Regions from separate parts of the Mus musculus genome. Here region 2 is linked to region 1. Evidence: chromatin loops called from intact Hi-C (ENCODE). Cell type or tissue: heart. All regions are shown on one strand. Region 1 overlaps Plekha1 (pleckstrin homology domain containing, family A (phosphoinositide binding specific) member 1). Region 2 overlaps Dmbt1 (deleted in malignant brain tumors 1).

Region 1 (4,000 bases):
ACTACATTCCTAAAGCTATACCCCCAAGATCTATTCCCTTATGTGGCCACTTCTTCCTCCTGAGACCGACTACCAAGGATGAGCTATCAAAGCATTGAAGTCCAGCAATCAAAAGCCTCCTTTGGCTCACCTAATTAACATGCCCAATTAAAATTAAATGCCTCATCCTAACATGGGGTTTCCCCTTGTACCTTTATAAAGCACCATTTTCCTATATGCCACATCTGTCTCCTATCCAGAGGCAGTCCTTTGGTGCCCCACTCCCATCCCTGCACCATGATAAAAATCCTTTTCCCACCTCCCCCACCCCCATCCCTTGTCACCCCTTTACCCTTATCCTCTACCTCCTGTCTTTTGTCTTTTGTCCCCTGCCCTTTGTCCCTCTTTGTGCTGAGAACTTGATCTGGGTGCGTCCTCAGTGACAGCAGTCCCTACAGGAACCAAAATTATGAGCTAGATATACATGATGGTTACTGTGCACAGATGTTCCTGGGACCAAAGGCTCCCATTGGAAATAAATGTGATGGTTAACTTTGATTTGTCAACTAGACAAAATGTTGAGTCATCTGAAAAGGGGTCACAATGAGGGACTGCCTGTAGGCATATCCATATTGGTTGTCTTGACTATGTTAACTGAAGTTGGAAGATCTGTCCACTCTGGGTGGTGCTATTCCCTGGGTAGAGTATACTGGATTGTATAGTGCTAGCATCTGGATGCTATCACATCTGCAATCAAGAGCAGAGAGCTCTTGGTTGCAGATGTGATTTGTCTGTTCTGTTGCTTCAAGTTCCTGCTGTCTTGACTTTCAACAGTGATAGACTGTAACCTGGAAATGTGAGCTCAATACACCTTGTCTCCCTTACACTAATTTGTCAGGGTGTTTTATCATGGTGCAGAAAAACACATTAGGACAGTGAATGAGGGGTGGGAGGATTTAACTGGGGCAAGCTCCTGGGTCATGGAAAGTCCCTTCACATTCTTTCCCTTCCTTACCTCTCCCTCTGAAAAAAACTAGGGCAAGGAGAGATTTGTGTATCATAGCTTGGGAGCCTTGAACCTTGAAGATAATGACTTTATTCTCAATCCCTTTTTGAGCCATCAAAACTACAAATCGCCGGGCGTGGTGGCGCACACCTTTGATCCCAGCACTCAGGAGGCAGAGGCAGGTGGATTTCTGAGTTCAAGGCCAGCCTGGTCTACAAAGTGAGTTCCAGGACAGCCAGGGCTATACAGAGAAACCCTGTCTCGAAAAAAAAAAAAAAAACCAAAACCAAAACAAAAAACTGCAAATCAATTTACTCACTCCTTATCATGTATCCACAAGTTCTTCAGGGGTTTTCTAGAAATCCTCTTTGCCACACTGCTTCTTACTATACCATCATTCTTTGACCATCTCGGCCTCTAGGTGGGTAGTTTTCCACACTAGATTTTATCATGTTTAACTTTCTATAACACTGGGCAAATTCCATTATCTCCTTGGGTCTGTAGCACATGGAAAAATAATCCGATCCCAACCCCAAGAGGTTAAAAGGCAAACGCCCCACTGGTCACATATGTAAAATTATTGCCTATCTACTCTCTAAAGCTAGGTCCCAAGCCTGATCAGCCATCAAGATGGCTCAGTGGGTAAGCACTGCCACTAAGCACTAGCCTAGTTCATGGTTACAATTCTACACTATGTCTTTATGTGGGATTACTGGAAAAACTGAGTGAAGGGCATACAACATGTCCTATAGTCTATCTTTTGATAAGATAGCATCTTGCTACAGACATCCCAGCTTCTCTAGATTATTTCTTATGAATGTGAGGCTACAGTTACCTCTACAAAAGTTATTATTTGGGAAAGGTGATTTAACATTTCTATGAATTTCAAAGCTATCCTATGCTGCTACGTATCTTCTCTCCTTCCTGTGAAGTAGATGTCAGATTACGTTAAATGTAGCAACCAATACCAGAAGGTGGCACTGTTATCACACGAACAGTAAGTTACTCCTTTTAATGTCCGTACAGTGGACCACTGGGATTTCACCAATTAACATTATAAACACTAACCAGGTCAGCAATATTTTTCAGTTCAAGTCATTTAAACATTTTTATGTCTATCATTTTTGTGTGTCTGTGTACATGTACATGGGCATGGACACACACACATGAACACTTGTGGAAGACAGGACTTCAGTAGTAGCTGAGAGCTTATATCTGATCCAAAGGCAACAGGGAGGGGTGGGCATGGTGTGGGCTTCACCCCCAGTGACAGAACTCCTCCAACAAGGCCACACCTCCTAATCTTTCCAGTTCACCAGCAGACTAAGCATACAAATACGGGAGCCTAAGGAGGCATTCTCATTCAAGTTAGAGTTACAGGTGGGTGTTGGGAACTGAACTCAGGTCCTCTGCATAATCTTAACTGCTGAGTTCTCCAGTCCCCCCACCCCCCAAGCAATAGCATATAAGAAGTCATTATATTAGTCATTTCTTACCTGTTACCTTTTCAATATTCTATCACCCTCACTCTTCTGTTGAAACCCTGGCTGTCCTGGAACTCACTCTGTAGACCAGACTGGCCTCATCTCAGAAATCCACCTGCCTCTGCCTCCTGAGCGCTGGGATTAAAGGCATGTGCCACCACGCTGAAACCCTTCTTATATTCTCTTTTACTTTCATGACTTTTTGTGTGACCCGCTGAGTTTAACTATACAAAGGCTGCTTCCATGTGTATTGGTGGGATGACATTTACTGGATCATAGTCAATTTTTCAGTCGGTATACCACTGAAGAAACACACACGCACGCACGCACACACGCATGCACGCACACACGCACACAGCTACTCTCCCATCCATAAGGAACTGCTGACAGGCCCAATTGTGCATTGCATTTCAGAGGTATGGTCAGGAAGATGGGGAAATAAAGCAGGATTTGACAATGAACTAGACACAAGGAACAAAAGGAGACATCTAAAATCACTGCTGGTGTCTTTGGAAATTCTAAAACTTCAGGTGACTAAATTGAATATAATTCAATCGAATTATAAACGTATGCCAATATATTTTCTATTAGTGGCCCGGTCCTCGGCTCAGCGGATAAGTGTTTACTCTGGGCAGGCAGCAGGCACTGGGCTGGGCTCTAGACACACAGGTCACAACAGCCCATTACCATTAGGAAGACTTCAGAAGGCAGGCTCTGGAGCACTTGTTTGGGGGCTGACTGCACATCTCAGCCCCGCCCACTCCTCCCCACAGGTGTAGGCAGCATGGGATCTCCGTCAGCCTGACCGGTAAGCTGGGGCTCCATGCAGCTCGATGACTCCAACATGCTTCACAGGCAACTCCCACATCTAATTTTCAGAATATGTTTTTGTTTAAGTAAAAAGAGCAAGCTTTCTGAACACACATTTTCTTTGTACAATTTCATAGGAAGCTGTCTTAAGAATTCACGGATCTGCTGGGCCTGCTGGTATACACTTTTACAATTCTAGCACCCGGGAAGCAGAGGCAGGAGGATCTCTGTGAGTTCAATGCCAACACAGTTTCCATACTGAGTCTCAGCCAAGACTACAAAGTGATACCATGTCTCAAAAACAACAACAAAAAAAAAAAAAATAGCAACATCAAACCCCAAGAATTCAAGGATCTGAAACTTTTTAAAATTATTTTTATTTTTTGGCTTTTCAAGACAGAGTTTCTCTGTTTTAACCCTGGCTGTCCTGGAAATGAAATCTGTTTACTGAAAGGTAAGTAAATGAACTAACCAAAAATGTTTTTTACCAGTTCTACTGATTTGTTCACATGAACACTGAACCAAATAAAAGGGGACGTGAGTGAAAATGAACTCTGGGCAGTTTATTCTCAAGTCATTACAGTGTTCCACCGACTGGACATACAGAGACAGCAGGGTAACAGTAAACATTAGGAGGCACATTCCTGTTCTGAAAGGAGATACATTATACACACAGGGAAAATACAGCAGATAACACGGTATTAACTAACGTAACTGCTGA
Region 2 (4,000 bases), 120 kb before region 1:
TTTTCTTTCCCAAAGCCCAGGCCATCAGCGTCTAAACTGTACTGATGTGCCACCAACACCACTCATTGGAGGAACTCAAAGAGATGGAACCGGATATTTAATGTCCCTTGTTGGTGATTCAGGCATCCAGAGTAGCTTTATAAGGCCTTAGATGAAAGGAAATGACAAGGGCATTGGCTAAGCAGAGTTTTGATTTCCTCTCCAGGCACTGAAGTTATAAATTCTGCTCCCTAGACTGGCCAAGGTGTGGATGAAACATGGGGACCTCGGGGCACTGAGACTGGTCAATGGAATCCCTACAAAAAAGAAGTCCTTGGTGACCCTTGAAGGTGCCTCCTCTGGCTGATCCTCCCCAACCTGCACAACTCAGGGCCATAATCCATGGCATATACGCCGCTATAGGCCTGACCTTACTGGGAAATTTCCCTGGTTGCTAAGGACTCCACATGCTCTTCCTTCTGCCCATCTTCTGATAGGAGGTGAGTCTGGGGGTTCTGGGGACAATAGGCCACAGGGATACAACCTACTACAACTTACCTTCTGTGCTTTGTTCAGCTGTATAGGACACTTCTGCAGAATGAGAAAGAGTTCACTGGGTGTTGGTCCTACCTTGAGGAACCCAGACATAACCTCTCATTATAAACATTTGCCATTGCTGAAACAATCCTGAGAAAGTGGCTCTAACTAACAAAAGAGGTGACTTCCAGGGATTATTCTGGAAGGGCAGATAGAGCCTCTCACAGTGTGGCTGCTGGCAGGACCATGGTCCTGAGAATAAGTGCCATTCTCAGGTGGGCTGTGATCCACTCGGTCACTCTTTGTTTCCTGTGACATGCGCACAGTCCAGGATATAAAAACTGCCTACCAGTGGTTGAACTAGAAATCTTCTTGGCTACATACAATGGACTGCAACCCTGGGTGCCTTCTTTGTAGATTAAAAGCTGCCTTTATTTGAATGGATACCAGCATCATATAATCAATTAGGATTAGGATTAGGGAGAATTTGTCGCCCTCAAGATGGTGTATTTCTGTTTATCATGTAATCTCCAATAGAGAGGACATATGGGCCACTCATTGCTTTGCGTTTGCTTTATACAATTAGGTGGTAAGGACCAGCAGTCGCCTTATCCTCTTCAGGGTCAAGGATAATCTTGGTCCCAGTCATCACTGAGTGATGGTGTCAGTGAGCTCTGATGAGACAGAAGCTAAAAATCTGTCTTCACCACCTCCCAGTTTGGGACTTCTCAGCACTCAATGTCATCATCTATGAACAGAGACTGCGATATAGAGCCTCTGACATTAAATAAGGTATGACTCATAGCAGAAGCACACTCAAGCTGTGTGAGTACATGCATACACACACATGCACACACAGGCAGACATGTGTGCACACACACAATCACAATGTTGCCTAGGCATATAGTGCAACATCTAGAGGTCACAACAACACTACCTGAGCATACAACTCCGGCGTCTTCCCTGTGGCCACAGTCATGGTTGTACCACCCGTCATGTTGACAGCTGGACAGGTAGGACTCCCATCCTGAGCAGTGCACAGCTCCCAAGAGAATGTTCCCTGAGCCCTCTCCAAAATGGGCCCCTCCTGGTGCTGACACAGAATGGCCACAGCCGAGCTGTTGACAGACGACATCTGCATCCTGGGTGTCCCAGCTGTCATCACACACGGTGCCCCAGGAGCCTTGGTACAGGACCTCCACCCGGCCCTGACAGCGGTCACTGCCATTCACCAGCCTCAGAGACAAACCTGCATTGACACAGCGGGAACTGCTCTCTTGGCATGCTGGGCTCTGTGGCTTCTGTGTCCTGTGCCAGCACCACCATGTACCCTCTCCTCCCCTGGCCTGCAGGGCTGTCTTACTTGTCATTCCCCACCCTAGGAGCCAAAAGGTTACTTTCTACATCGTCTTCCTAGTATCCTCTTCCCCATATCCTCTGGAAACATCCTAGACAAGGGTCTCTCAAGGTCACCTCTTTAGTCCTTATTTAGCCCTGACAGTCCCAGTGTAGAACTCCAGACTCACACTGGATATCACTCCATCAGTATCCAGGATATCCATGTCAACCACTCTAAACTCAGTATTTCATTGGGATCTTTGATGCTACCATGCACAGCCACAAGTGTGCTGGAACTTGGACATCACATTTGATGTCTGTTTCTTTCCACCTTCACTCTCAGCTCTCACTAAGGCTCACCCACTAGGCTGTACCTCTTTCCTCTCCAACCTGCCCTGCTCTGTGACCTCTCTGTGACATCTCCACTCAACTTTGCCTCTGTCTAGCTCTTATCTAATGCTGCTTATCACAGACCTGCCCATAGTCTCTGAAGTCATGCCCAGGGCTGTCCCGACGACCCACCCATGACCAGTGGCTGCTCCTTAAGTTTTATTTTGAAAAAACACCTATATATTTTAGTTACTTCCCTGTCCCAAACTGCTTTCTCAAAGTCCAGGAATGATGGCTCACACCTTTAATCCCTGCACTACTGGGACACAATCAGGTAGGTTTATGCAAATCAAGGTCTACATGGTCTGCATGAGGAATTCCAGCCAGGGCTACATGGTGAGACTCTGTCTCTGTCTCTCTGTCTCTGTCTCTGTCTCTCTCTCTGTCTCTCTGTCTCTCTCTCTCTCTCTCTCTCTCTCTCTCTCACACACACACACACACACACACACACACACACACACACACTCACACACCCACAAGGGTGCTTCTGCATCCACTCCATCTTCATCAGGGTCAAGGTTACAATGGAGTCCATCTAACAGCAGTCTTCTCTCCAGCCCTCCAGTCTACTCTCGCACTGTAAGAATGCACATGACTGGTCAGGCAGCATGCTTCTGTGTGGAGTGCTGGCCTTATGTCTCTCACAATTATATCTGTGCTGTGTTGTGAGAGGAAACAGACAGCAGCTATGTGATAGCAGGAAAAAAACAGGTTCTGCATCCTGACAGCAGGAGCCCATTCTGAGTGTACCCTTCGGTGGCTCCTTTGTGGTTGTGAGAACTCTGAGATCTGAGAGTGAGAGGAAGTGGAGACAAGGTAAGAGGATCAGACAGTTACTGTTGTTGGAGATCTTCAGAGGGTGCTATGGGGATTGGCAAAGGAAACCTGAACCTTCCAAGGTGTTCCCAAAGAAGGCCCTGTGTCTGCAGGACGCAAACTTACTACCCTCTGCTGGTCACTCTCTGATTGGTCCCACTAGAGAATTGCCAGCCTTGGTTTGTTCCTTTCTGGGAGTTGGTCAAAAAGCTTTCCCTGGAGTTCCTGCCAAGAAGGTATTTTGATAATAGCACATATTACCTATAATATCTGAGCATTGATTATGTGCAATATTTAATTTTGGAAGAAAGAAACAGTGACTGTTTTTCACTAGCCCTACAGACAGGAGGCTAAAGCCAAGTTCACCCATCACGTGACTGAGGGCAGAGAGAAGAGTGAAGGGGAAGGGTGGGGATTGGTGGGGTATACCCAACAGCTTGATACCCACATCTCTCCTCTCTACTCCACCCCTGACTTCTGTGCCCAACAATTTTGTTGGGTTCTCCCCAAGCAGCAGCAGCAATGCTGGCCATTTGTCCTCGTTATCTCCACTGTCAACATAGCTCCAACTAAGTCAAGTAAAGGACTCTCAATCTGGGAGTTGCCCAGATCAGAATTGCCTGTGGCCCTGTCTGTGTGGATTGGTTTGATGGATAATTGTCAGGGCAAGGGCAGCCCACTGTCCTTGGGCAGGTGAGCCTGTGCTGTATAAGACACTAGCTAAGCATGTGTCAGAAAGCCAGCAAACAGGGCTCCTCCATGGCCTCTGCTTCAGTTCCTGCCTCCAGGTCCTGCCCTGGCTTCACTCAATGATGGATGGTGACCTGTAAGCCAAAGAGACCTTCCCTCCTCCAAGTTGCTTAGAGCCTGTGTGTGATCCCAGCAACAGGAAGCAGATCCAACCCCTATTCCATCAGTAGCCCAAAGCCAGAAACAAGAG

Evidence for each region. A loop is a pair of places that touch in the nucleus more often than their neighbours do. Peaks named below come from ENCODE experiments on the same cell type or tissue, not always from the same donor. Only the 100,000 strongest peaks of a DNase experiment are listed, where the experiment ranks them.
Region 2: a loop joins it to region 1, with 2.4 times the contacts of the local background. A loop is called at or near these places in 7 of 42 quality-filtered maps.

What each region holds. Positions count from the first base shown.
Region 1 is chr7:130,913,130-130,917,129 of GRCm38, reverse strand. It overlaps Plekha1 (pleckstrin homology domain containing, family A (phosphoinositide binding specific) member 1), which reads right to left. Exons shown (of 13, transcript NM_001346515.1): 13 at 3,636-4,000. Among named protein-coding and RNA genes, the nearest start is that of Mir7061, 6.9 kb to the right of the region's middle. In heart, a CTCF peak has its summit at 1,958 (motif pointing right); no DNase peak of the experiment used is centred here.
Region 2 is chr7:131,035,587-131,039,586 of GRCm38, reverse strand. Dmbt1 (deleted in malignant brain tumors 1) reads right to left here. Exons shown (of 48, transcript NM_001347632.2): 3 at 538-570. Among named protein-coding and RNA genes, the nearest start is that of Dmbt1, 5.5 kb to the right of the region's middle. In heart, no CTCF peak of the experiment used is centred here; no DNase peak of the experiment used is centred here; H3K27ac peaks cover 456 bases.